4 separate regions of the Homo sapiens genome follow, and regions 2, 3 and 4 are each linked to region 1. Evidence: chromatin loops called from intact Hi-C (ENCODE). Cell type or tissue: GM12878. All regions are shown on one strand. Links, peaks and the distances in the headings refer to the core of each region. The heading gives the core; the rest is flanking DNA. Region 1 overlaps UNC13C (unc-13 homolog C). Region 2 overlaps UNC13C (unc-13 homolog C). Region 3 overlaps UNC13C (unc-13 homolog C). Region 4 has its middle 15 kb from the start of UNC13C.

Region 1 (7,630 bases), core at 1,628-6,627:
TGGCATTTGAGACTTTATTAATTATATCAAACCAATCCTTTATATCAGTTTTAACTCAAGTCCGCCTAACTTTCAGGATTGGTTAGCTTCTGCCCTCTATCAGAGGCAATGTGATTTTTCTGGATTCCTTGTATCTTTTTTCTTCTGTCTCAGTAATCAGTTATGGTGACAGCTCTTGTCCAGACACACAGGCTACCATAACAGATAGAGACTTCTATAAGAGTGAGAAAATTAACATATCATAACAGATAGAGACTTCTATAAGAGTGAGAAAATTAACATATCTGTGAGCTTCATACTTTCTAGAGTTCTATTCAGCTAAAACCAGTTGCAGGGAAGTAATTCAGAAAGACAATTAGATAGTACATACTTATTTTAAAAAGACTTAAAATATGGATAATGAATTTAATCACAATTTGCCTAACAAACTATAACTCCCTAACCCCTAACCAAGAAAACATATGTGGATTTTCCACTCCAATCCTAAGGAATCATGCAGGCTGAATTTTTTTAAATGATATTTTCTTGTTATTGTGCTAATAACAATTTTACCTTGATTTCATTTGATAAAAATGTTGGGGAAGAGGGAATGAGAGATAAGTTCTGCCATGTGGCTTTCTTCAGGCTCTCCACTTCCTGCTCACATGGGTGGTAGTTCCCCACCCATACCTCTACCACCTCCAAGGGAATCGCTCTGAAAGCAGTATTTCCTTCAGGAAATGGGGGTTGCTTCTTATTTAAAATGTGTTTTGGTTTCCATATTAGTTTAATATACACACTGAGGTAATTTGTTCACATTGAGGTAGGATTATCACCAGATAAGGCCTTCAAGGTCATACAGAAATGGCTACATAGGTCACTTGCACAAAATTATGCTATTTTCTTATAGAATTATTTTAGTCCACCTTAGGTATTTGGTGAATAGATATTTCTCATCAAATAATTATTAGTTGACAACCTAAAACTGCCAGACTACAGCGATTTGAACATTGGATGACAGTTTTAATTTCTGGATACATAGGTATGTTTCTAAGCAGGTGCAGACGGAATGTCTCTGTTATGTAACCAGTCCCTCCCACAAAAGGAAAAGTTTTAGTTTCAGTTAAGTATTTAACGTTTACATGATCTGAATCATACCATTAAAACAGGCAAAGCAATTCTGAGGCCAGTGTACATGGCTCTTCAAATTGCAGATCTTTTTCAATAATGAGCATAATGGACATAATTATCATACTCATCTAATAATAAAACAATCTCTTTAGGTAGCAAAACTACCAGTTTTTGAGTTCTTCTGCATTACTCTATGTGTCCAAATTGAGGACATTTTTCTTACTCCTACAAATTTTGTAAAATTTTAAGAAATAATAGATTGGGAGCTGAGAGCTCATTGCCTGAATTATCAATAGCATATTTTTAAAATTATTGGGTACCTTGTAAAGGTAAAAGGCAATCTAATATTTTTTCAAAGGTTTAAAGCTTATCCTAGTTATATAAGTAGTATAACATCAAAATTATCTTGAATCTTTTTGTATTGTTATTTAGAGTTATTGTTAAAAGCAAAAATTAAGAGGGAAAGAACAGAAAAATTTCGAATATTCATAAGTCACAGTGTATTCTAAAGTAGAAACTCAATTAGCATGTGTATGAACAACTTAATTGGTTGGCTGGCTAAAAAAATAAAGTTTCTATGTAATGAGGAATATACACAATGAAAATTTAAGGATTTTGAGTCAAATTCTGAATTTAAAATAAAGTTTTCAAGACAGATTTAATTCCCCACTCTACGAAGGGCTTGGGAATTTCAAAATCTAGGCTGCCAAAGTATGGTTCAGATGATCAGAATAAACTATAATCCCACATAGGTATTAACTGAGTTTTACACCATTGAGGTATTTTATACCATTGAGCTGTGGTAATAGATATAACTTGTCTGGGAGAGCCAGCTAGTAGGCAAGACTTTTTGTTGTTGTTGTTGTTGTTGTTTTGTTTTGTTTTTGAGACAGAATCTCGCTCTGTTGCCCAGGCTGGAGTGCAGTGGCCCGATCTTGGCTCACTGCAACCTCCACCTCCTGGGTTCAAGCAATTCTCCTGCCTCACCCTCCAGAGTAGCTGGGATTACAGGCACCTGCCACCATGTCCAGCTTTTTTTTTTTTTTTGTATTTTTAGTAGAGATGGGGTTTCACCATGTTGACCAGGCTGGTCTTGAACTCCTGACCTCAGGTGATCCACCTGCCTTGGCCTCCCAAAGTGCTGGGATTACAGGCGTGAGCCACCGCGCCTGGCCAGAAAGACATCTTTTAAGTTATTTTCCTTCATCTTAAGTTATTTTCCTTAAGGCTTACTTTTCCTTTTTCTTTAAAAGATAATTCACTTATCTCCTTTTGCAAATTTTCGCTCAAGTGTAGCTAGCCCTAGGCAGTTAGTAGATCTAGCCTCTACACTGACTATGCTCTTTACTATAACTGTGTATGCAGTGTTCTCTCTAAATGCTCTCTTATAAATCTACCTCTTCCATAGAACTTGTTCATACTTTTCTATCCTGGGTATCTGTTCCAGTGTCCTGCATGCATGGGCATTCACCACATGTTGAGGAAGGAAGTGAGGATAGACAGAAGCATAAAAATTCCCTCACAGAAGCAGTCCTATATCATCTTCATCTCCTTGGACTGATACCTTGCATTAACTATGAATAGGATATTTTGCCCTTGAAATCTTTCATTCCTTAGAAACCATATATTCCAGAGTTATCAAGTTAATCCTGATTTCAAATATCTATCTCATTGCCAGACCATGTCAGGTGTTTCCCTGCTATTTGTTTGGTTCAGAAGAATGGTTACCATACCCACACTGCATGTTTGTTTGTTTTCCAGAAAAGATTATTTCCCTAGAGGTCTAAAGAAAATACATGTTATATATTCTCTTACAGCAGCAATTGTTAAACTGACCCTCAAGCTCTTGCTAGAGTTACAAGCAATGAGTTGCAAAGTCATTTAAAAGTCATTTAAACTCTTCAGATAGCTCAATATAAACTCTTGAAAAATAGACTTTGCATGGAAGAAATTAAAGATCTTTAGTGTGAATTTTATTTCTTCTTCACAGTCTTTATTACTATCTCATTTCCTTCATTTCCTACGAGCTACAAAGCTATCTTTCCTGTGTTCAGCTCATCAGTGTTATCGGTTATTTTCTGTAAAGAAGTGCAAATCAGGAAGGAAGGTAACTTCCTGGCCATCTCACCAGGGGCCAAAATTTAATCATTATTCTGGTAGGTTTCATACTCTCCAATATTTTTGCATTAAAACATTAATAAATAAAAATTTCACCTCTAGTTCCATGAAAAAGCCTTATTTCCAAGAAAAATGCTGTTTAACTTGCACTCTTGGTTCCTTCTTTCGGATTTTGTTCCATCAATTATCTCTTTCCCTTTTCATTCCCTCTACCATTAATTTTATTACCCCATCCTATAAATATGCTCAAGTAACATTTATGTTAAAATAAACAACAGACAATGAAAGAGAAGCCAAACTTATTTGGAACTACATTCTCATTGACATCTAGCCAATATCCTTCCTTCTTTTGATCTTCAGACTGCTTACAACAGTGTCAGACTTGTTGACTCCACATCCTTTTCTCCTAAACATTCATTAGTTCTCTGCAATGTGGCTTGCTTCTGTTACAGATATGCCACTGACGTGTTTCCATATGGTCACCAATGATTTCTTAATTTCAAGGACCTTATTTATCTTAGCCTTCATTCATACTGTTGTTTGCTCTGTTTCCCAAGGTCCTTCCCTGCTTCTCTAACTGCCTGTGATTTGTCTGTCTTCTGTTAACTTTCCTCCTCTGTATATCCCTGAAATATTAGTGTCCTTCAATTCTCCTTTTTCAGTCTTCTTTTCTTTTTACTCTGTACTCCCCTTGAGCAATTAAATTCATGCCCATGGCTTCAATTATCACCCATATGCTAAGGGCCCCAAATCTATTATCAACATTCTTAACAGCATGCCTGAGAATCATGTCTATATTTCCAAGTACCTAGTAAACTTCCACTTTGATGGCTCATACATGCTTCAGCTGTAGCATATCAAAGCACAACTTATTACTATTCTTAATTTATTTATCTTCTTATTTCCTCTGATTTGGTTAATGGCCTACAATTGTTTAAGGCAGAAATGTGAAAGTCATCTTTGACTTCTGTTTTCTTCCCTCCATATTTACTTCCATACCAAATATGATTGGTGATATCTCTGAAATGTTTTATCCACCTGCCTTTTCCTCTTCACTTCCAGATTCTGAATTTTTCTCCTCTAGCCTACTGTAATCATCTACACATTGTGTTCCTATTTCCTGTTTCCCCCCTTCATCCTCCTAACTGGTGTAATAAACCCAAATATGATCATGACACTGGCGTATCATCCTTCAAGCTGGCTTTCCACCAGGGAATTGCTTCAAGCAACTTCTCACAATCTTATCTGGGCTCTTGCTTTTTTTATGTTTTCTTTTTAAAACATCATTTTCCTTCAAATCTTCCACTTGACCGGAATCTTTTCATCTTATAGGGTCTACTTCAACTTAAAATATATGACTGAGAATTCAGCAAAAATTCCCTAGTGAATCTAGAAGTAGGGTACTTTCCTGGAAATGCCCTAAATCACTTCATAAGCCTGTGGTGTCAGCATGAATACTGTGGTTTGTTGTCAGAAGTAAAAGAATACACGGTCCTCTCTACCGGAAACAAATGTGCCCAGCTCTAACCATACTACCCTGTTTTTTGTTTCGTTTTAAAATGCCTCTTAAGGAGAAACTCCAAGAACTTACACGACAATTTTCAGACAGACTATGGCATTTTCTTTATCCTATTCAGATTTGCATGAATGTTATGCTAGAGGTATCAGTTGTATAAATTCATGTTTCTAACTTCTGGGTTTCAAAAAGTTGAACATCAATAGCTGTCTCCCATCCTAATTAAAGAGAGTATGCAGTAAATCCAACTGTCACTGTGCTTCAAATCAACAAAATGCCTTTGAGATATGTTAAATGAGGTTCTTCAGTCTAGACAACTGAAGGAAAAAAAAAGATTGCCTTACCTTTTATAATTCACTCAATATAGTTTTGAGTTAGTGAATATAAGGAATTTTGGCTTTTTCTGTTTCTATGAACTGTTTTTCTTTAAATTACACCTTCAGGCTTTATATGAGTGATGTGACATTCTTTTCTCTTATACATTTTTTCCCTTCTCACCTGCAACACATACACTATTCCTCTACTTCATGGATTGCTAACATGCGGATTGTCCTTATAATGACAGAAATTTAGAAAAAAAAAGAATTTCTGAAATCACATAGTTCAACTTCCTCGTTGTTTCCAAATGGGTAAAACCAAAGCACAGATAATGTGTTATGCTTTTGGAGCCACATGGGGACTGAAGAGCTGCATTCTTAGAAGCTATTTCCTCTGAAGAAATTCTCTTCTGAGAATGTTCATTAAAAAAACAGGAATCCCCGTTTTATAACAATGGGAAAGGAATTTAGGGCTTACATGTTGCATCTATTGGCTAATTGTGAAAATGGACTGGGTAGGGATAAGTTAGGAATAGAATCAACGAGACACTTTATGTTCAGAATTTTGTTCTGCCCTTTTCCCCTGACCTACTCTGTCTGACCCATTTGGCTGTTTCTTCACATTCCTGCATGTGTTATAAACCACTGCTCAGCGATGTGAATATAGTCCACCCAGTCAACTGAATTCAGGACCTGTTGACCATCAAGTGCTGGGGACAGAGTGTTCTCTGTGAGCCATTATCTCAGGGTGTCTGAGGACTATTCTGCTTAGTAGGGCAAACAAGAGAACTGACTGGGTTAAAGAAGTTAAATTTTACCAGTAATGGCATTGGTTTATGGTTTGTTAAAGCAGGCATGAGCAACTGAAGGTGATCACAACAAGATAATGAAATAGATTTATTATAGAAGATGGCAGTTAAAGTGAAGCCGTCTCCCTCTCCTTCCTTGCTGGGGCATGTGTCCTTTCTCCTTAAGTTTTCTTAAGGTTCAGAGAGAGGTGAGTTTAAAAAGAGACTTGGCAGTATATGAGTAACCCTGTGAGCTCTCTTAAATGCTCTGGGAAATGAGGTTAACAAGCGTCACCTGCCTGGGTCTGTATTTCATTTTGACATGGCTCGCCAACCAAAAAACCTTTCAACCTCCTCAGCAGCACCTTTTCTTAATTTCACAAGCTTAGCAGTTAGCTAAACTTTATGTGGTAGTAGTGCTAAATTATTAAACATATTTATTAAATCACTTTAATATAATTTGCTTTATTGGCCCTTATTATTCTCTTAATTTTCCATTAAGTTCAATTTATTAAATCTAATTGCAGAGATGATTAGGAGGAGAAAGAAACCAGGCAGTCTGTGCATGTTGCCACAATAAAAGGCCAGCACTTCAAATATTCAATTCTCCTTATTATCTGGGGCTATGAAGCTATAACTGGTTGCTTTTACTGACGTCAGCCAAATTACATTTCCCTTTTTACCTCTATTTATACAACAAGAGGTGAGGTTTGAGTTTATTTCTGAATTGTTGCAGGATAAGTTATAACAATTAAAACTTTCATCTGAAGGATATCTTCACATTTAGGAGTGTCCTTGTTGTTTTTCTCTCACAAACCTTATCTCTTTAATTGCTCTGATTCCCCTAAAAACTTCTAAGTTCTTTGAGGGTGGGGTCTGCATCTTAGTAATTAATGTATCTCCAGTTCCTAGTAAAATTTACAGCTCATAACAAGTGCTCAGCAAATAAATATTTGTTGAATGAATTAGCGAAGGAGTAAATTCTGTCATCATATTCAGTGTGCTCAGACCTTTTTTTCATACAGCAGTCAGCCCCAAGAGGAAGAGGTGCTTACAGTGGTGGAGAAAGACGTGGAACAGCTGGCTTCTGAATATCCTTCAGTAAGTGCTAAAAGGCATCTCTAGTCTAATTATGTTTTACCAAGTTCCTTACACCTTGTAAGCTCCTTGAGACCCCAGGCATTAAAAAATGTTTTTATTTTGTACCCCAATTTCTGCCCACCTGCAGATAAACTACATGTAAGTAGGCAACAATGGATATTCTAACTAAATACGAAGAACTTTTCAAATTGGTTTAGAAAACAGTTTTAGAACTGAAAGATATAATGTGACAATTTGAAATTGTCTATTTTACTATCTAATATATACTTTATAATTTATTCTATATTTTGTAATTCCTGAAAATATGAGAACAGTAGATTAATTCTTATTAATTTATTAACTAGTAACTTATATTTCTATATTAAGAAGAAAAGGTGAGACAGATTAGAAACCTGAATGTAAAATTTGGCCTCTGTTAACTATAACACCATTTTTTATAAGATTACATATAAAATTCAAGCATAAAGGCCAGAATCTTAAAAAACTGCAAGAATTTTGTATATGATTGCAAATCGACTACCTTTATTTTGGGACTATCCTATTCTTTAATACAAATACTTGCCTGCACTCTTGCATGCTGTTCCAATTTCCATACAAACACCTTGAATCTCAGGTGTTCTTAAGATTCAAAACACAGAAAGTAGGCTGGTCAGGACTGGTGTACAAATAAGAAAAACGGG
Region 2 (7,630 bases), core at 1,104-6,103, 63 kb before region 1:
CAACTAAAAATAAGAAGCTCAACTCTTTGTTATGGACTGAATTTTGTCTCCCCCTAAATTTGTTTGTAAAAGCCCCACCCTCCAATGTGACTTTATTGGAAGAAAGGGCCTTTAAAAAGTTAATTAAGGTTAGATGAGGTGACAAGGATGGGGCTCCAATATGATAGAACTGGTGTCCTTTTAAGAGGAGGAAGAGATACCAGAGATCTCTTTCCCTGTGCACGGGGAAAAGGCCATGAGAACAGAATGAAAAGGTAACTGTCTGCAAGATAGGAAGAGCAATCTCACCAAAAACCAAGCCCACTGGCACCTTCATCTTGGGCTTTCAGCCTTGAAAACTGTGAGGGAATAAATATCTCTTGTTTAAGTTACCCAATCTGTAGTATTTTGTTAAGAAGCCTATAAGGAATATATGACTAATATGTTCTCCATGTTAAAAGTAAGGAAAGAAACATCCTTTTCTTAGGGTATTTACTTTAGAAAGCTTGTACCTCTTTGTCATTTTGAAACATATACAAAAATTTTTAAAAGCTAACTTAGTCTTTTGCTAGTTTTAAGACCCAAGGATACTGTTCTCAAAGACCAGGGAATCATCACTTTGAAAATTATCAAGGAAGATAACAGCTCTATTTATCAGGTTCTGTAGGAGGCTAGGAGGGTAATTTCAGCAGGTATCTTACTCCAAGTTGCAAGACAACCCCCTTTTATAAAGATATGAGAAATTTATTTTTGCTTTGGATAAAGCCAATTGTCTAACACAGACGGTTACCCCAATTACTAAGGGAATTTAGGATGAAAGTTGTTTGACAAATGGTGCTGTAAAGTCCCCTTGAGGACAAGTTATTGTTTACCTTGAGAATTTGTATATAAAAGGTTATATCTGCTTGTTATATTAAGAGGTGAGATTTTTTTCTGTCTTTGCAATTTCTTAGCTGATTTCCTGAGACGTGCATCTCACTCTGGTTTAATGCTTACTCAATAAAACTGTGTTCTTTCTCTTCTACCTTTGTGGAGAAGTTTTCCGGGTTAGGAGGAGATTATGTTTTCATTTATATTTCTCTAACACTTCCCAGTCCCAGTGAGAATACAGGCAATATATAAGCATCTGTTAAATTAATACCTACATGTCCCCATCTGTATTAGTCCATTTTGGATTGCTATAAACGAATACCTGAGGCTGGGTAATTTATAAAGAAAAGAGGGTTATTTGACTCATAGTTGTGCAGACTGCCCAAGAAGCACAGCACCAGCATCTGCTTCTTTTGAGGCCTAAGGTAGATTACAATCATGGCAGAAAGCAAAGGGGGAGCTGGCACCTAACATGGTGAGAGAGGAAGCAAGAGAGACACGGGGGCAGTACCACACTCTTTAACAACCAGATCTCAGTGAATGAATACATCAAGAACTCAGCCATTACCATGAGGAGGGTACCAAGCCATTCATGAAGGATCTGCCCCGTGACCCAAACACCTGCCAGCAGGCCCTACCTCCAACACTGAGGATCACATTTCAACATGAGATTTGGAGGGGCCAAACGTTCAAACTATATCACCATCTCTGTTACTACTGCATCCACACAAATAATGAGAGGTTCTATTAGACTTCATTACCTCTTAATTCTGCTGCCCATATCGGATAACCAATGGTAGTCTGGTGATGGGGAATCAAAAGTATAGGCCAAAATTGGTTTTACTCAAATGGCCATAGCATCACTTTAAATGTTTGGAAAAATTAGGTTTCTTTGGTTAGTGGGCTGATTAGTGGAAAATGCCCTGTGCTTACAGTTGGAAGAATTTGGATTTGAATCCAGTTCCACCACTTACTCTCTATATAAGTCTCACCCGTCACCTAATTTCACCCTGAAGCCCGGTCTCATCTGAAAATGTTTCATTTTCCTTATAGGGTCACTGAGAGGACCAGATGAAATATTACAGGTGTGCTCTGCACAGTGAACATTTGTACCATAATGTTTTCTTAGTGAATACGAAGAATGCCTGTCATGTAAATGGACTGTAACACTTACCAGCTAGTTTCCAAATTGGCTTACTCCTAAAGGAAAGAAAAACTGACTTCTTCCATTTCCAGTTCATCTGTCTATTCTTTTACTCTTTTGAATTTCTTCATAAGGACTTTCACTGCCTTTCAACATCATTTTCTTTAACAATGTAGGACATGGCACTCACAGTTTTGCACGTTTAATTTGTTCTGCACTGGAGGTTATGGTCACAAAGGGGGATGCTCTATCAAGTTACCTTGCCTTTTCGGCTAAAGAATTCGAGGTATTTATAAACTGAGGGAATAAAATGACTTCAGTTGGAAAATGAAATGAAACGAGGCATAACTGCATACTACAAGATAGCAATGCAATTTAGAGCTAGAATAGGTCTAGTGTGTTCTAAATCATAAACACATTTTACAGTATAAATATATATTGTCAGTAAACAACCAAACTTTCTGTTGCGATTTATATATTTAGGTTCCTAATTTGGTCTTCAGGTCTCTCTTTGGAGGGGGCCAGAAACCAGCCAATCTCCAGGAGAGCCCTGGCCAAGGGGAAAGGTAGGTTCTAGGGTGTCAGTCAGGTGAGGCACAAGGAGGAGGTGAAACCAAAACGCAGGAACAGAAGAAATCTCTTACTTACACATCCCAGAGAGGTCCAGAGAGCGGCAGGAGCCCGAGGGGAAGTCTGGAGGCCACGGGGAGCCAGAGAGCACAGTTAGGGCCTGGAGCTTTGTCCTGGGGCTTTCCCGTGGGGGTGTGGCTTAGGCTGATTTAAGAGAACAAGTAGGAAGCAGGACTTATTCACAGGACTCTGGTGTTGGCCGTTAGGTTTGATCATGGTCAGCAGCTGTGTGATGTGTGGGTTCTGGGTCAGTGCGATGAAGAGCAAATGGGCCGCATTACAAACAACCACTCAGGGAGGGGAAGTGTTACCCAGACCAGAGGTGATACAGTGAGACTGGGCTTCAGACAACTTAGGTCAGGCCTGAAAATGGATGCTGAGGCAGCAACTATTAACCACATTTATGGCAGTTTCCAACAAAACCTGGCTTTTAAATCATTTCTATTATACGTGAAGAAAAACTGAACTGAAAATAATTGGAAATAACCCCTTTGGTTTGCCCTAATAAGCAGGAATCAAATTTCTAGGTTCTTCTATTATATGTAAAATGGCAATGTCATTTAAATGAAAGCTAAGATATGAGAAAAAATCGAGGGACATATGTAGCCCTTTACCTCAGGTGTGAAACTGTTTTTGTTTCATAAAGGCCTTTTTAAGCTTTAGTTTCAGGTTTATCTTGTTATTTTAGTGCAGTCTACATGAAAATATTCTTTTGAGGCTGTAAAACACATGCTCTCATTTGGAAAAAAAATAGTTTTCATTGACTCTATATGTTCCTATTCTGATTTTTGAGTGTTTCTTTTATCTAGAGGTTTATATTGCTAAAGAAACTGCCTATGGTTATAGTTTGCAGTCAACAAGTTACCCTGAATTAGCTACAGGTGGCTCTCATGATAGGAATGGTGTGGCGTGAGGCTTAACAACGGTTCTCAAATTGTGGTTCCTAAACCAGCACCATCAGTTGTGCCTGAGAGCTTATTATAAATGCAAATTCTCAGACCCCACCCAGACCCACTGAATAAGAAACTCTGAGTGTAACCGAGCAATCTGTGGTCAAACAAGCCCGACAGGTGATGCTGAACTGCATTAGAGAACTGTCAGTTTACCGTTACAGAAACCCCCTTAGAGTTTCAGTAGCACATTACTTAAGTAATATAAATGGCCAACATTTATATTACTTATAAATGGTAGCACATTACTTAAGTAATATAAATGGTCAACATTTTAAAATTGTTTCAGCTGGTACTGAAAACCATTATCCTGTTTAACAAGGAGTCAGGCTAACAGTAGTGGTGGTCGTCATAATTCACAGTTTTGGCTAGTTGGCCCAGTTCATAGGCACACTGATTTACCCAGGGGACTCACAGTGACTTGCAAACACGTCCCTTCTGCAGAGCTCAGACTGAGAGGCCTTTTGAGGAGCTAACCAGCAAAAATGTTTAAATATCATTGATATTTACTCTGCCCTCATCTTCACCCTCATTCTGGGCCTTTGCTTTCCTTGAAATAGTGGCTTTCTCTGTGACTTCGTTTATCCTCTCTCACTGTGCGCCCTTCCTCAGAACTTGCAAAGGCTGCACAGGATTCAAGAATCACCTCCTGAATTTAGCTGCAGAACTGACTACTCTCTTAACTATATCTCATATCTTAGTAGACATAGTCACTTAGATGTCCTCCTGTTAATATCAGCACAAATAAATAAAACTGAATTTGTGCCTCAAATCAGCTCCCTGTCTAAGCTTCCACACTTTCGTCAGTGGTAGGTTGCACAGATCTACAAGTTACCTAATTCCCCTTTCTCCTTTGCTTGCTTGACCCTGGCATGACCTGTAGATTTTAATAATATTTATCATCTTCATCCCTTTTCTCCATTCCTGCTATTACTATACTTAGAATGTGAACACCTGAACTATGAAACTGTTTTCCAAAAGGCCTTCTTCTTTCCCGTCCTCATTCCCTCCCTCTCTCCTTCCTTCCCTTTCTCTTAATTCCTTCCTTCTTTCCTTCTCTCCTCCTTTCCTTCCTCCCCTTTCTCCCACAAACAGATGGCAAAATAAATGGTTTACACTAACCTGTATGACCTCCTCTCCTTCTAGGTCTCCCACTGACTAAGACCAGCCTCCACATTCTTGAGCCTCAAAATTCTCCAAGTTCTGATGACAATCTACTTCTTTCATCTCCCCTCCATTCACTTGCCCTATTGACTCTTTAGTGGTTCTCAAACTCAGCAGCACCAAAAAGGCTGATTAAAAGAGATATTTGAGCCCGACTCCTAGAGTTTCTGACTCAGTAGTTTCAGGGTAAAGCCCAAAATTTAGCACTTCTGAAAAGTTTCCATGTGCTATAGATAGAATGTTGGTATCTCCCCCAAATTCGTTTGTTGAAGTCCTAATCCCCAGTGTGGCTGTATTTAGAGATGAAGCCTCTAAGGAAATAACTAAGGTTAAATGAGGTAATAGGGTGGGGCCCTGGCCTGATGGGATTAGTGTCCTTATAAAATGAGACACCAGAGAACTTAGGATCTCTCTCTCAGCCATGTGAAGACACAGCAAGTAGAAGGCTGTCTGCAAGCCAGGAGGAGAGCCCTCATCAGAAATGGAATTGGTGGCACATTGATCTTGGACTTCCCAGCCTTCAGAACTGGAAAATAAGTTTTTGTGTTTAAGCCACTCAGTCTTTGTATTTTGTTATGACAGCCTGAGCAGGTAATCCTGAGGCTGCTGTTCTGGGACTATACTTTGAGAGCACCTTTCTACTCCACTCTGATTGGTCTTCTTGTCGCTTTGATCTCTGTGTCTTTCTGACATGCCTACTTTTCTCCTTTCTTTACTTGAGACCCACATCTTCTTGAAAACCCACTTTGAACCATACATCTTCCCCGAAGGCTCCCAACTCTCCCATCACAGTCATCTCTCCCCTTCTGAAAGCCTCTACTCTTTATCTTTAGATTCATCTGGCATCTAGCATAAACTACCCTGGATGATTCTTTTTTCTCTTCATACAGTTGTTTTATCTTCATCATGAGCTTCTTGGAGCAAAGAATCTATCCCTGGTGTCACATACCTAGCACAGTGCTTTGTGCACAGTACAGGTTCAATAAATATATGATTATTTGACAACCATGGAGTGTATGGAGAAGGGGTTCCTAGAAACTGCAGGTGTGAATCATTCAGGTGTCACAGATCTCTCAGTCACTCCAAGAGCCTCTTAGGAATGTGGAGGTACAGCTCACAGAGGAACACGTGATTACTGGCTTACTTGCTTAGGGAGCTGCATCCTGAGGGGTCTCTCTTAATGTTTTGTAAACGAAAGAGTCACCTCTGAGACAGAGCACATCTAATGATGATGAGGATGCCATAAGAATGATGAACATTTATGGGGATTTCTATGTGCAAAGTGTTTCATGGGTATTATCACTTGTAGTTCTCCCAGCAACTCCACACGGTATGAATTATTATGCTTTCCATTTTTACAGATGACAAAATTGAGGCTTAGAGAGGATAAGTGACTTATCCCAGGTCTTGCAGCCAGGCAGAACCAGAGCACATGCTTGGGCCATGCCTGTATAGCTCTCCATTCACCTGTTTTCGCATTTCTTGCCTTTCTTCCATAAATAAGCAGAGAGTTTTACACCAGAGGTTTGTACAAGGTTGGCTTCCAACCTTTAAAGATTTAGGTTTACTATTTTTATGCCATTTAACATACCTTATATTCCTTATTCTAAGATAGATTAAACACGTAATAACAAGGCTTAACTTCCAGTGCCAAAGGATAACTGTAGGAGAAAATGTCCCATCTTCGCTCAGAAATCAGCTGTGAAGGACACGTGCAGGTTGTGAGGCAGTAGTCTGCAGTTTCCAATTAACGCCACTGACCCCATTGGTCACCAAACCTGTTCTCAGTGAACAAAAACAGGCGTGGTGGCTCAGTGGGTCCAGAGAAATTGTATTGCATTTTGCTTTCTTGACTCAGTGATTTGAAGAGTAATTTTCTGACATGTCAGTATTTCCACAAGATTCCCAGACAACTTATTCTAACCTCTGTTTTACTTTCTAACCAGACCTAAAACAAAACAAACAGCAGTAACAAAAATATTAAAAAGTATCATAGCTACCCCTAACAAAAAGGTATTACACAATTTTCAAAATACCTGCTTTATCATTAACTCGGCACTTAATTTTAATCGGTGCATTATACAATAACATGTGGGTCCCACTCCAGGCGATTGTGCTACTCACAAAGCAATTATAAGATTCTTTAAATCCTAAAGTTTTTCTTGTTTTTTTCTTTTTTGAGACAGAGTCTTGCTCTGTCGCCCAGGCTGGAGTGCAGTGGCGTGATCTCGGCTCACTGCAACCTCTGCCTTCCAGGTTCAAGCCATTCTTCTGCCTTAGCATCCCAAGTAGCTGGGACTGCAGGTGCGTGCCACCATGCCTGGCTAATTTTTTTTGTATTTTTAGTAGAGACGAGGTTTCACTGTGTTAGCTGGAAGGTCTCGATCTCCTGACCTCGTGATCTGCCTGCCTCGGCCTCCTACAGTGCTGGGATTACAGGCATGAGCCACCATGCCCGGCCAAGAGAAAGTTTAACTGGGCTGTTTATTCCAGCTCAGATTTAAATCCAAGGCCTTAAAAGACTTCAAAATCTACCACTTTGAATAAACTGCACCTTGGCAATCAATTAAACTATTGTACTTTGCATAAGAAAGTATATTTTTTATATTTTTAAATAAAATTATAATTCAAAAATAAATATCTAGACATGTTGGGATCATTTGAAAGTACAGAAAACCATAAGCAGGCAGAGAAAAAAAATCAACCACACTTTCATCACACAGAAGTAATTGTTGCTTTATTTTGGAATCCTGTAGAAGAAATTTTATATCCTAACTTTTATTAACTTAAGATTTATTTCACTAACACTTGCCTATTTTACTGCCGAACTACATCATGAGTCTGCCCATATTTCTTTGTCACTATTCCACCATCCAAGCCCCATGCCATGTCT
Region 3 (7,630 bases), core at 880-5,879, 65 kb after region 1:
ACAATGGACTTAAATTATACCCTAGAACAAATGGATTTAACAGATATTTGCAGAACGTTCTAACCAACAACTGCAGAATATACATTCTTTTCATCAGCACATGGGAAATTCCCCAAGACGGACCATATGATAGGCCACAAAACAAGTCTCAATAAATTTAAGAAAACTAAAAGTATATATAGTACTTTCTCAGGTCACAGTGAAATAAAATTGGAAATTAACTCCAAAGGGAACTATTAAACTATACAAATACATAAAAATTAAATAATCTGCCCCGAATGATATTTGGATCAACAATGAAATCAAGATGGAAAATTAAAAATTCCTTGAACTGAATGATAATTATGACACAACCAATAAAAATCTGTGGGATACAGCAAAAGTGGTGCTTAAAGGAACGTTAATAGCTTAAATGCCTACATCTAAATATCTGAAACAGCACAAGTAGACAATATAAGCTCACACCTCAAGGAACTGGAGAAACAAGAACGAACTAAACCCAAATCCAGTAGCAGAAAAAAAAAAGGAAAAAAAAAAAAACGAAAAGCAGAGCAGAACTACATGAAATTGAAACAAAAAAATAGAAAAGATAAATGAAACAGAAACCTGGTTGTTTAAAAAGATAAACAAAATCAAAAGATCATTAGTGAGATTAACCAAGAAAAAGAAGAGAGAAGATCCAAATAAGCTCAATTAGAAACAAAATGGGAGATATTTCTACTGATACCACAGAAATACAAAAGATCATTCAAGGCAATTTGAACACCTATATGCACACAAACTGGAAAACGTAGAGGATATGGATAAAATCCTGGAAAGATGCAAGCCTCCTAAATTAAACCAGGAAAAAATAGAAACTCGGAACAGAGCAAGAACAAGTAGCAAGACTAAAATAGTCTTTAAAAAAATTGCCAAAAAAAAGTCCACGGCCAGATGGATTCACAGCTGAATTCTATAAGACATTCAAAGAAGAATGGGTACCAATCCCACTCAAACTATTCCAAAAGATAGAGAAAGAAGAAGTCCTCCCTAACTCATTCTATGAAGGCAGTATCACTGTAATACCCAAACCAGGGAAGGACAGAATAAAAAAAGAAAACTACAGAACATATCCGTGATTAACATAAATGCAAAAAACCTTAACAAAATACTAGCTATCTGAATCCAAAAGCATGTCAAAAAGATAACATGCCATAATTAAGAGGGTTTCATACCAAGGATGGAGGGTTGGTTTAACATATGCAAGTCAGTAAATGTGATACACCACATAAACAGAATTAAAAACAATAATCATATGATCATCTCAACAGACACAGAAATAGAATTTGATAAAATCCAGCATCCCTTCCTGATTAAAATCCTCAGTAAAATCAGCATAGAAGGGACATATTTTAAGGTAATAAAAACCATCTATGACAAACCACAGCCAACATTATACTGAACATGGAAAAGTTGAAAGCATTCCATCTGAGAACTGGAACTAGACAAGGATGCCCACTTTCACCAGTTCTATTCAACATAGTACTGGAAGTCCTAGTCAGAGCAGACAGACAAGAGAAAGTAATGAAGGGCATCCGAATCAGTAAAGAGGAAGTCAAACTGTCATTGTTTACTGATGATATGATCATATACCTAGAAAACCCTAAAAACTCATTCAAAAAGCTCCTAGATCTGATAAACGAATTGAGTAAAGCTTCAGGATACAAAATCAATGTACACAAATTAGGAGCATTGCTATACACCAGTAGTGACCAAGATGAGAATCAAATCAAGAACTCAAACCCTTTTGCAACAACTATAAATAAATAAATAAATAAATAAATAAATAAATAAATAAATAAAATACATAGGAGTAAACCTAACAAAAGAGGTGAAAGATCTCTATAAGGAAAACTACAAAACACTGCTGAAAGAAACAGATGATACAAACAAATTGAAACATATCCCATGCTCATGGATGGGTAGGACCAATATTATGAAAATGATCACACTGCCAAAAGCAATCTATATATTCAATGCAATTCCCATAATACCATCATCATTCTTCACAGAATTAGAAAAGAACAATCCTAAAGTTCATATGGAACCAAAAAGGAGCCTACGTAGCCAAAACAAGACTAAACAAAAAAGAACAAATCTGGAAGCACCACATTACCCAACTTCAAACTATACTACAAGTCTATAATTATCAAAACAGCATGATATTGGTATGAAAAACAGGCATGTAGGCCAATGGAACAGAATAGAGAACCCAGAAGTGAGGCCAAATCCTCACAGCCAACTGATGCTCGGCAAAGTGGGGAAAGGAAACCCTATTCAACATATGGTGCTGGGATAATTGGCAAGCCACAAGTAGAAGAATAAAACTGGATCTTCATCTCTCATCTTATGCAAAATCAACTCAAGATTTATCAAAGACTTAGGCCTATGACCTGAAACCATAAAAATTCTAGAAGATAACATCAGAAAAAGTCTTTGAGACAATGACGAACAAAGAGTTCATGACCAAGAACCCAAAAGTAAATGCAACAAAAACAAAGATATATAGATGGGATTTAATTAAATTAAAAAGCTTCTGCACAACAAAAGGAATAATCAGCAGAGTAAACAGACATCCCACAGAATGGGAGAAAATCTTTGCAAACTATGCATTTGACAAATAACTAATATCCAGAATCTATAAGGAACTCAAATAAATCAGCAAAATAATAATCATAATAATAATCATAACCCCATCAAAAATCAGGCTAAGTTCATGAATAGACAATTCTCAAAATAAGATATAAAATGGCCAACAAACATGAAAAAATGCTCAAATTACTAGTGATCAGGGAAATGCAAATCAAAACCACAGTGCAGTACCACCTTACTCCTGCAAGAATGGCCATAATTAAAAAAAAAAAAAAAAAGCAGATGTTGGTGTGGATGTGCTGAAAAGGAACACTTTTACACTGCTAGAGGGAATGTAAACTAGTAAAACCACTGTGGAAACACAGTATGGAGATTCCTTAAAGAACTAAAGGTAGAACTACCATTTGATCCAGCAATCCGTCTACTGGGTATCTACCCAGAGAAAAATTAAGCCATTATTTGAAAAAGACACTGCACATGCATACTTATAGCAGCACAATTTGCGATTGCAAAAATACAAAACCAGCCTAAATGCCCATCTACCAATGAGTGGATTAAAAAACATATATATATATATATATATATATATATATATAGAGAGAGAGAGAGAGAGAGAGAGAGAGAGAGAGAGAGAGAGGAATATGACTCAGCCATAGAAAGGAATGAAATAATGGCATTCACAGCAACCTAGATGGAGTTGGAGACCATTATTCTAAGTGAAGTAACTCAGGAATGGAAAACCAAAGATCCTATGTTCTCACTTATAAGTGGGAGGTAAGCTATGGTAATGTAACATAATAATGATATAATGAACTCTGGAGACTTGGGGGCAAGGGTGGTAAGGGATAAAAGACTACAGTTTTGGTGTAGTGTATACTACTGACGTGATGGGTGCACTAAAATCTCAGAAATCACCACTAAAGAACTTATCCATGTAAACAAACACCACTTGTTCCCCTGAAACTACTGAATGAATGAATGAATGAATGAATGAATGAATAAATAAAATTTAAAAAAGAGATGGAGTACTGGGAGTTGCTACACTGTGGATGAAACTTGAAAACATTATGTTGGGTGAAAGAAGCCAGACACAAAAGGCCATGCACAAATTGTATGATTCCACCTACATGAGGTACTCAGAATAGGTAAATGTATAGAGAAAGAAAGTAGAATAGAAGATATCAGGGGCTTGGAGGAAGGGCATGGGGAGTTATTGTTGTTTTTTTTTTTTCCCCCACTATTGTTGCCTGGGCTGGAGTATAATGGTGTGATCTCAGCTCACTGCAACCTCCACCTCCCGGGTTCAAGTGATTCTCCAGCCTCAGCCTCCTGAGACCTTGGGATTACAGGTGCCCGCCAACACGCCCGGCTAACTTTTTGTATTTTTAGTAGAGACGGGGTTTCACCATGTTGGCTAGGCTGGTCTCGAACTCCTGACCTCAGGTCATCTGCCTGCTTTGGCCTCCCAAAGTGCTGGGATTACAGACGTGAGCCACTGCACCCCGCCAGGGAGTTATTGTTCACTGGGTACAGAGTTTCTCTTGGGGATGAAGATGAAAAAGTCCTGAAAATAGATGGTGATAATAGTACAACATTGTGAATGTAGCACCTCATGCCACTGATTTGCACACATATTAATGGTTAAAATGGTAAATTGTATTTTATATATATATATATCACAATAAAAATTATAAAAAAGAATAAAGTACCAATACATGTTACAATATGGGTAAACCTTGAAAACATTATGCTGAGTGAGAGAAGCCAGACACAAGGCAACATATTTTATGATTGCATTTATATGAAATGTCTGGAATATGCCAATCCACAGAGCTAGAAGGTAGATGGTTATCAGATGCTGAGGGAGGGGGAAACTGACAATATTTTGTAACTAGATGGGGTGCTCGTTGCACAACACTGTGAATAAACTAAATGCCACTGAATTGTACACTTTAAAATGGTAAATTTTATGTGTATTTCACCTACATTAAAAATAATATACTATATCAAAAAAAGTAATTCCTACATTCCATTTTGTCAAAAGTGTGCTTAACTGAGAATATCTATTTATAGCTGGTGGCAGTGAACACTGTTGAAAACATCAGAAAAAAATTTGTCAATATATTTCAAAAGGTATAGCATGTTAATCATCTTTGACTCAGTAAATTCATTCCTGATAATTTGCACAAAGATGTAAACAAAATGAGGAAAAGGCAAAATACAAGAACTTTTTACTGTAGCATTATTTACAGTACTTAAAAAATCTAACAACCTGATTATCCAAATATAGGGTGTAGTTAAAAAGCTGAAGGTTATGGATTTGGTGGAATATTATGTAACCATCTGAAGAGGGATTTCAAGATGGCTGACTAGAGGCATCTAACAAATAGTGAGTTGGTAGTCATGCTTTCAATAGATCCTCTAAGAGAGAACATCAGGATTCAACAGATAAGAGACAGGAGACATGTAAAAGAAGGAAGGACAGAGAAGCAAGGTAGCCTGCTCAGCTAGTATCATCTGGGAGCCCAGTGAGACTCAACAGTGCAGGAAAAGGGTAAGTGAGTGATCCCTAGCAGTCTACATTCCCACCATGGACCCCTCCAATCCTACCAAGGGAATGTTTCTTGACACTTGTGGGCACGGAGATAAACAGAGAAAGCTGCCTGGAGACTGTGCAATGGCATTGCTTTAGAGAGAGAGAATGAGCTCAGGTTTGGTCCCTCATACTGGAAACTCAAGCCCTAAGCAGCTACAAAATGGTGCCATTTTGAGAACCTAGCCACCACCAGAATGCATCCTGTCCTGGGCCCCAACAGCCTCTGCATTTCCACACCCTTAGAATCCCATTGTCATCCCCTGCTGAGAGCTGCTGCTGCTGGCTACTGCCACCTGGGCTAAATGTGAGCCACTGGCAGCAACTCTATTTTCCCAGAAAGAAGGGCTGCTGTGCGTTTTCATGCACATAGAAAAGTGGCTGCTCCATTGGCAGCTGCCACCTGGGGCCAAAGTGCACACTCCCCAGCCAGCTACCTATGGCTGCCGACACTGAAAGCAAACTGGCCCTTAGCAGTAGCAGGGCCACAGTGCAGATGCAGCCATCTCCACAAAAGCATGCTGCTGGGGTCTGAGGATCACTCCGTCTGACCACAGCCAACCTCTATGCACCATGGGGAAATCTGAGGACAGGTTTTCCCAACCTGGCTTTCTCCAACTTCCCCTAGTACCTGAGCATGCTGTCCAGGAATCTTGGGATTGTCCTGCCCTATCCACCAGCATTTGCACCTAAACATTCCTCTCAGCAGCTGAAGATGGGCCCATCCAGCCTGCTGTTGCCACCACTGTAGGTACCCACCCCTATACACCACCTGTGGGACAGAAGACCAGCTTGCCCAGCCTGTCTCAGCCATGTTCAACACCAGTGCAGATGGCTTGGGAACCAGAGCATTGAGCCACCACTATAACTGCCATAATCCACGCACTATCCAGGGCCACAAGGACCCACCCACCAACCTGACCCACTGCTGCCACTGCTGGCATCTGAGCAAACCAAGTGGAGACCCAAGAATTGGCCCTCCTGGACCTGCCAATATGGAGGCCAGTGTACATTGCTCTTGGGCTCAAGAACAGCTACATTTGCTCCATCACTGCTCACACTGGGGTCTGAGGACTCACCCAGGTGATGCCTCCATCCTAAGCAAAGCTTCGCCACAGTCTCCACTAAGAATCACACCCTAAGTCACTGAGGAAATCACAGATACCACTGATTTGGCTGTGTATGGTCAAATAAATGATACAAATAATACACTACTGCATGCACTGAGAATCAAAGCCAATGTTCCCTACCTAACCAAAATCACAGATACACATTCAGTATGAAGTCCTTCCCTATGAAAGCAAATCCAAAAAATTGGAAGAGGCAACTGTTATATCAGGTGCACAGATACCAAGATAAGGACACAAGAAACATGACAAAGGAAGGAAATATGACACTTCCAAAAAAACACAATAATTCTGCAGCTACATATTCCAATGAAAAAGAAATTTATCAAATACCAGAAAAATTAAAAGTAATGATATTAAATAAGGTCAGTAAGGAACAACACAATACAGATAACTAATACAAAGAAATCAGAAAAACAATTCAGGATATAAATGAGAAACATACAAAAGAGATAGCTATAATATAAAATAACCAAAATATCCTGGAACTGAAGAATACATTGAATGAAGTAAAAAATGCATTTATTCAACAAAAGACTAGATCCAGCAGAAGAAAGAATTTCAGAACTTAAAGACAGGTCTTTAAAATAATCCAGTCAGACAATTTTTTTAAAAAGAGTTGAAACAAAGCCTACATGACATATGGGACAGCATAAAAGGACTAAATATGTAAATTTTCAGAGGCCCAGAAGGAGAACAAAAAATAAAAAAAACCTATTTAACAAAATATTAGGTAAAGCTTACATCCCTTACATAGATGTTATATTCAAAAGGCTGAAAAAAGTATCCACCAAAAATACTACACCCCAAAAATTTACCCTTCATAAATAAAAGCAAAATAAAGTTTTTCCCTGACAAGCAAAAACTGAGGTAATTCCTCATCACTAGACTGACCCTGCAATAAACTCTTTAGCATAAAATGACTAAATATATGAATTTTCAGTGACCCAGAAGGAGAGGAAAAAATATTTAAAAAACTCTATTTAACAAAATAACACGTAGAAGCTTACATCTCTTACAGAGATGATATATTCAAAGTGCTGAAAAGAAAAAGAAAGTATCCACCAAAAATACTATACACAGTAAAGTTATCCTTCATAAATAAAGGCAAAATAAAGTCTTTCCCTGACAAGCAAAAACTGACTGACCCTAAAAGAAACTCTTGGGTGGTTCCAAGATGGCCAAATAGGAACAGCTCCAGTCTACAGCTCCCAGTGTGAGCGATGCAGAAGATGGGTGATTTCTGCATTTCCAACTGAGGTACTGGGTTCATCTCACT
Region 4 (7,630 bases), core at 975-5,974, 560 kb after region 1:
CCATGAACCCCTTCCCCAAAGAAGAAAATAAGATAGTAAAAACTTAAATTCAAAGGAAGCTTACTAAAATGTAAAACAAAAAAATTGAGATATGTTGTTTTGAGAGGGCATACCGCATGCCTGAGAAAAATCAATCTATAAAGAGCAATGCCAGGATATACTCTAGTAAATTATTTGGATATCCAGACAAAAAAAAAGATTAAGTCATTCATAAGGAAAAAATAAACTGTCTTCAGAATTTTGGCAAATTTTATGCCAACAGGCAATGAAGTTAAAAAAAATAAAGTAAGTAAAGAAAATATGAACCATAAATGTGATATTCAACACATTCATCCAACACAAACAAACTCACCTTCAAGGATAAAGAGTATAATCTGCTATAAACATTTAAAAACTCAAGGAATATTATTCTTGTGATATCTCCTTGAGGAATAGACTATAAAAAGGGCTTCAGGTAATCAAAACAAATGGAAAAATGTTGGCATAAAATAGTGCTAACACTCAGCATTGATAGTTGTTTACATCACAAAAAGAGAGACAGCTGGATATCAGGTGCCTTGTTATAGAAAAAGATACAACCATCAATAAAACAGTCTTGCCCAAGAAAACTGAACCTGAATTTAATCAAGCCAGTAGGTTCAACTACTGACTTATAGAAAATATAAATAGAAGAATATGTCAACTATGCCACATGAATATGATCAGCAAAATCTAGAATATGAGACTTTTATGAATGACCCACTTAATTTCTTTAACAAATACATTTCAGAAGAATAAAAAAAGGAGAATGAGAGACACGGGGAAACCTATAGATAAAAGTGCACTGAATCTGTGGCATTATTCACAATAGCAAAGACTTGGAACCAACCCAAATGTCCAACAATGATAGACTGGATTAAGAAAATGTGGCACATATACACCATGGAATACTATGCAGCCATAAAAAGTGATGAGTTCATGTCCTTTGTAGGGACATGGATGAAATTGGAAATCATCATTCTCAGTAAACTATCACAAGAACAGAAAACCAAACACCGCATATTCTCACTCATAGGTGGGAATTGAACAATGAGAACACATGGACACAGGAAGGAGAACATCACACTCTGGGGACTGTTGTGGGGTAGGGGGAGTGGGGAGGGATAGCATTGGGAGATATACCTAATGCTAGATGACGAGTTAGTGGGTGCAGCACACCAACATGGCACATGTATACATATGTAACTAACATGCACATTGTGCACATGTACCCTAAAACTTAAAGTATAATAATAATAATAAATAAATAAATAAATAAATAAATAAATAAGGGAAAAAAAAGAAAGTGCACTGAAAGGACATAAATAAATTCAACATTTAAATATTATTTGGATTCTGATTAAAAGGAGAGAGCTCTTTGTGAGATAATTGTAAATTTAAACATCCAAATTGATATTCAGTATTAGAGAATCATTGTGAATATATGAAGTAATTGTACTGAAGGCTGTGTTTAAAAAGAGTTCAAATGTTTAAGGGTAAAATGATATGATGTATGAGATTTGAAATTAATACGAGCTGAGGAGGGGAAGAGAGGGTTATAAATGATTGAAGGGTCATGGGTTGATAATCACTGAAACCAGTTGATAGGCACGTAAGTGTTCATTATAATAATTTGCCTACTTTTTACATTAAAAATTTTACATAATAAAACATAGTTCACATCGTCTTATGCCTAATACATTGTGAAGGAACCAGTTATTTTGTGCTGTGTTGCCTGTGTGAGTGTAATGCACCAAATGTTTCTAAACTATTATAAATAAAAACTTGTTTTGGACTTATTAGTATAATCAGAGAAGAAAACTTATAGAATCATTAACATTGTTTTTCTGAACAATTGTATTTTCTTACCTAAAAGATGTGTATCTTGGGGCAGGCTATGTCTTGTTAGTATACATGTAATGTACATGTATGACTGTGGCTAACGTGGCTTCGAGATGTGCTACCTCTTCCCTCCAGCGACACTAGCTGCTGTCAGATCCTCCAAAGTGCCAAAAGATTCTAAATTGTCTTGTGTGTTTTCAAATCTTCATCTGGCTTTAGATGACATGCTATTTTTAAAACATTACTTGGAGTGTTTTTTAAATGTGGCATTTCATATATCATCTTTAATAGTCTTTGTTTCATGGATAGATTTCTGGCTCGGGTAGGTACTAAGGCCTGTTTTATTTAGATGTGTATTTAAATACCACAGAAGAATACCTGAACATCTCTTTAGAATTTATTAGGTTGGTGCAAAAGTAATTGCAGTTTTTGCCATTACAACCTAATATTTCACCTTATAGAGGTATATTACATGTCCTTAGAGTATAGAAAAATATTGGCTACCCAGTAATTATTTGAAGAAAGACCATTTTATCTACTTTTGGTTGACACCCATAGGGATAGCTCTGTGCAAGTAGCTGTAAAAATATAGTGTTTGTACTAAGTGTAATTCTTAGATTTAAGAGCCTACTTCCATACAGTATTCAGGATTTAGGGAGACAGATCAATCATACCAACTCTTTTCAGCAAGTAGATGAACATCTCTGCAAAATTGTTAATTCTCTTTCAAACCCACTTAGTCAAGCTGTTTGATTTAGTAGCCCCTGCATACACCATTTAGAATGAAAAGGTAGATATAGTTCTTCCCATGAGATTTGTCAGTACTCCTACTCTGTAAAGATGTTGGTCCTTACTGATTTTATTTCCTAAAATTGTAACCCATTTTTGCTTCTAGAATCACATCTTTCATGTTTCAAGCTGGAAAAAAAAAATGGGTAAAGACCATTTCTTTCCAGACAGATGGGCCTGTTTGTGATTTGCCAAATTCCAAAATATGTGTTCTTCCCCAAATCCTGCCAGAAAGAACTTGGGTGCTAAAATAGATGTAGAAAATCCCTCTATCCTGACACAATTGCTTGACTAAATTATGTTTCTGGATATAAAACCATCCAGCCTGTTTTATTTCCATTTCCATGTGCAGCACTCAATTCCCCTGATAATTTCTTAGTCATTTTAAGTTTGTGAACCATGAATGTCAGCCATTGGTTCCTCACTCTTGTAGGTTTCACCTCTTCTTAATGAAATATGCATGTCTTCCTTGAGCATCTCATCCTTCAGTTCTGCAGACTCATCTTTAACAAGCCTTCCCAAATCCACTCTTAGCAGGGCTCCTCTTATACACATTATTATTATTTTTCAGTGTCTACTGTTTCCCAGGATTTGTACTGAGAATTAACGATAGATAATACTTATCAGAATTTCACCCTGTGGCTGATACTGAGCTAAATCCTTTACACGTGTATTGTCCCATATGGGTATCTCAACAACACAATGAGGCAGGTACCCTTTTCATCTCTATTTTACTAATGAGGAAACTGAAGCTCAGAGAAGTCAAGAAATTTGCTTCAGGTCACACAACTTCCAAGGGTTCAAACCCAGGCAGGCTTGATTTATTTCAAAGCTTAATGAATTTCATTGTGACAGTCTGTCTTCCCTAAACCTGAAAATGTTTTTATAACAAAAGTCTCAGTATAAGTTTGGTAGGCTGTGAAGACAGAAGTTGAGGGTCTTCATGTAACAGAAACCTTTTAAAATAAGGCCCCCAAAATAATTGTGTGAGTGTAAGTGGGGGAGAGTTTGCCTCTATAAACCATAATGTAAACCTCAGCCTTTCTTATGGCTAATGCTCGCCCTCTGCTGGCGTGTCTAATTTGTGCCCAGCTGAAGGGTCATTAAAACATACCCTACCTTCTGTAGTTTAAATTTAGGACAGCAGAATCAGCTTCCTGACCTCTGTAAGGTAATGTGAAAAAATCATGCAGTCGAGAAAGCTACATAAATATTCTCTATTATGATTTCTTTGCAGGTGGGCATAACTTGGCACCTTTGATTTCTAAGCAGTCTGAATTTTATCATGTACAAAGGATGACAGATGAACTCTTATTAGTTATTCCCTTCAGGTGGTTCTGATGAGGGCAGTGAAGGGAAGGCTCACAGTGTAACCAAGGAGAGAATTAATTAGAGCAGAGGCTTACCTCTGTGATTCTATTTATGTCTGAAGAAAAAGAAAGTCACTAAAAACCATGGCATTTGCTCCAGTCTATTCCTCTCTTCTCTTTAATAATGCAGTATTCATTTTTGCAGCCAGTTATCTGATGAGCATGGCAATGCTTAAATGGAACAGTCAGCATCTTATAAGTTTGTCTCTTTCTTGAGACAGGTGGACTGTCACTGTTTGGTACAGCATCTATTAGGGCTAAGGGAATCATATTTTTTCTATTGATATGATTATGCAATCAGCCATGTGTGCTGCAAGAACAGGGGTGGAACTGGAATATAATAAGTACACACACATACTCACACATGAAAATAAAATAATTTCAAATAATATACTTGAAAGAAATCATAACCGTATAATGAGAGTGAATATCAAAATATTTACTCAAATATCACCAGTATTTGAAAATAATAATATCTAAACATGGTTAGCAAATTAGTGTATTTAAGTCTGTGCTGACTCTTCTATTTCACATATAATGATTTATATATTTGTCTGATATTTTCATTAAAGTTATTAGCATGAAAAATGATATTCTGTAAGCCAGCAAAATGCTTAGCAGTGTCAGATATTAAATAGGCAGTAGAGTTTAAACAAAATACAAGCAGGAATCAGGAATCTGAGATTATATTATAGCTATCATCAATGTCATGGATTAAAAATAATGCAAACAATTTGATAGTACACAAGCCTCAAATTTCATGCTATTTGATGGAGATAGAGAGGAGCTATCTCTTAAAGAAAACATAACGCATTAACTCAGTAACTCCTAAAATTTGATAATAAAATCAGAAGTGAAGAAATGAAGAAAGACATTAAAGATAAGAAAGAAGAATAAGTGAAGAGTAGAGAAGGAGTTTGTAATTTCTCTGCCTTCTTTTTCCCCCAAATTTTTGACACTAAGAAGTAGGTTTGTAGATTTCTCATGCTGATGTGCCATTTACAATGCAGGTTATTCTGCTACTGTACATATTTGTATTTGGTGAATTATCTCATATGTGTGTGGTAAATAGGAAACCAGTTACAAGGCTTTTCAGGAATGTCTGTGTTGTTACAGCAGTAATATTATTCAATGGCTAAAAACTACTTTTTTCCTGGCATGGACATATATTAACCAATTTAACATGCTCTCAGCAACCTCATTTTTTCTGTTTTACTGTTAGGGAGATGAAGGCTTAGAGAGGTCACACAGTAAGAAAATCAAGATTCAAACAGTTTCTAAACTGTTAACCACTCTATGCTGCCCTTGCTGATTCTAGCCCGCTCTTAACCACTGTGCACCATGCATCCAAGGCCCCACTGACAAAAGAATCATAATGACAGTGTGTACATTCATCCCTCCTCATGAAGACAAATTAAGGGCAGTGTCTTTCAGACAAAAGATCTAGAACACCAGCTTCTGTAGCCCTCTTTGCAAACAAAGTAACTTCCTGAGAGGTGAAGCAATTCAGAGAGGAGGGCTGCCCCAGCAGAGTCCCCCAGCAAAGGAATAAGAGCACCAAGGCTCAGGGGCTTCATGGTCCGGTGCTGTGCCAGTGGGCAAGCCTTGGGAGAAACAGATATCCCCCTGCTGGGCCATGCTGTATTGGCTGGAGTGCCCCCAGAGAGCTCCGGAAATTGTTCACTGACTACTGGCTGCAGCAAAACCTCAGGGATGAAGGAAAGCATAAGGATGGAAAACCTAGGAACCATCAAAAAATAGGCAGTTGCTCAAAAGTTGAATTTTGCCCCTCTATCCATTTTAGGTGCAGGAATACACACATACACACAAACATATACAAACACACATACACAGAGCAAACAATTTTGAGACTTTTTAAAAAGAAGTTTATAACTCATCCATTACCTAAGAATAATTTATAATACTTCATTATATTTTGTGTCTGTGATATATAAAATCAGGAAAGCTATGTGGTGGGGGACAGTAACTTAATATGTGCATAGTTGGGATGAGGGTAACAAGTTGGCTGCAGAGAAGATGGGAGTATCTATCACATGTAACTTGATTAGATGCTAGGATTTATTGACATGGATATGAAAGGACTGACTATAAAAACTGATAAAACTGACCAAATGATGCTCCACCCTCCAAAAGCACTCTACTTTGGGATCTAGGTTGTCAGAGTGGTTAGTTACTATTTAATGAGTCCTCTGGGTCATTTCCAGATCACATTCTTACTTTGTGTTGTGTGTTCATAGAAATTCCAAATAATAAGTTTTATTTTTGTCATAATTCATATGTACATTCCAGACTATAGTCCTTGAACTTATTTCAAAAGCTTTTCATTAAATGATACACTAGTGGTCTGAAAAGGGTAATAAAACTTTGAACAAGACAAAGAATACAAAAGAGTCTCTCAAAGCATAGGGACATTCTGGTTCCTTTCTTACGATCCTATAAAACCCAAGCTACCATTTAGGAAAAAAAAAAAAAACATGATATAGATTATATACATAAGTCTTCAGACTTGGTTAGTCTGCTCTAGGGTCATACTCAGTCTCACAACTCCCTATGGTAGGCATTACCTCAACACACAGGTAAAGAAACTAAGACTTAGGTTACATATTGCCTGTGGTGACAATAGCAGAATGGGGATCCAAACCCAGATCTCATTCCAGTCAGATTCAAAAAACCTTTGTAATTGCATGAAATGGAGGAAAATAGACAACTACTTGGAGGTAGCATATCTCCTTAGTGTCTCAGAGAGGGTAAGAGAGAGGGTGATCTCACTGTTATTTTTAACTGTAAACTGTAAAAACTTTTAATGGGAAAAGTAATGCTTATCCCAGGAGTTCTAAATGCTGCCTTCTACCTAGTTCACCCCATTTATTAAAATACCACAATAATTCTTTTTCTAAAATGCGATTTGTAAAAATCTGCTTCTTCAATTTATTGCAGTGATACCCAGCTCAGATACTGTAATGAAGTCCATGAAGAAATATAAATAGAAATCCACTTTATGAAGAACTTGGCTGTAAGATTTATTCTGATTAACATGGATCATCTATATTATATTGAGTTTCCCACTTTAATATTGTAGCTTGGATCTGTTTTCTGTTGTGAGACTTAATATACAAAACATAGCCATGAAATCTCTATCAAGTAGAAGTGCAAGCAATAAATTACCAAACTGAGTTAGAGGTCTTTGAGCCCTGAAAACCAAAGGACACCCTGAGTCTTAAAAGAGTGGGTAAGCTACTAGGTATGGGTGAAAAATCAACAGAGTTAAACTAAGATGACCACCAACACGAGCATGAACAAGGATAAGAAATAAGACAGGCTAGTTAGAATGGCTATTATCAAAAAGAAACCATAAGAAATGCTGGTGAGGATATGGAGAAAGGAGAAGTCTTATACACTGTTAATGGGAATGTAAAGTAGTACAGCCATTGTGGAAAACAGTATGGAGGTTCCTCAAAATCTATAAATACAAATACCATATGAACCAGGAATCCCACTGCTGAGAATATATACAAGAGAAAAAAAAAACAGTATATCTAAGAGATATCTACATTCCCATGTTTATTGCAGCACTATTTACAATAGCCAAA

What was found. Hi-C counts contacts between places; a loop is a spot of excess contacts. Peaks named below come from ENCODE experiments on the same cell type or tissue, not always from the same donor. Only the 100,000 strongest peaks of a DNase experiment are listed, where the experiment ranks them.
Region 2: it touches region 1 in a loop (6-fold over the local background); 2 of 110 quality-filtered maps call a loop at or near these places.
Region 3: it touches region 1 in a loop (3-fold over the local background); 4 of 110 quality-filtered maps call a loop at or near these places.
Region 4: a loop joins it to region 1, with 4 times the contacts of the local background. A loop is called at or near these places in 2 of 110 quality-filtered maps.

The regions. Positions count from the first base shown.
Region 1 is chr15:54,516,844-54,524,473 of GRCh38, reverse strand. All of the region lies in intron 24 of UNC13C (unc-13 homolog C), which reads right to left. Among named protein-coding and RNA genes, the nearest start is that of UNC13C, 540 kb to the right of the region's middle. In GM12878, for the core only: no CTCF peak of the experiment used is centred there; DNase peaks (open chromatin) are centred at 4,743, 5,902 and 6,081; H3K27ac peaks cover 1,185 bases.
Region 2 is chr15:54,579,045-54,586,674 of GRCh38, reverse strand. The region is part of intron 30 of UNC13C (unc-13 homolog C); the gene reads right to left. Among named protein-coding and RNA genes, the nearest start is that of UNC13C, 600 kb to the right of the region's middle. RefSeq lists a silencer at 3,602-3,681. In GM12878, for the core only: no CTCF peak of the experiment used is centred there; DNase peaks (open chromatin) are centred at 3,634, 3,914 and 4,226.
Region 3 is chr15:54,450,803-54,458,432 of GRCh38, reverse strand. All of the region lies in intron 19 of UNC13C (unc-13 homolog C), which reads right to left. Among named protein-coding and RNA genes, the nearest start is that of UNC13C, 480 kb to the right of the region's middle. In GM12878, for the core only: no CTCF peak of the experiment used is centred there; no DNase peak of the experiment used is centred there.
Region 4 is chr15:53,959,219-53,966,848 of GRCh38, reverse strand. It overlaps a transcript of UNC13C not described here. Among named protein-coding and RNA genes, the nearest start is that of UNC13C, 15 kb to the left of the region's middle. In GM12878, for the core only: a CTCF peak has its summit at 3,724 (motif pointing left); a DNase peak (open chromatin) is centred at 3,698.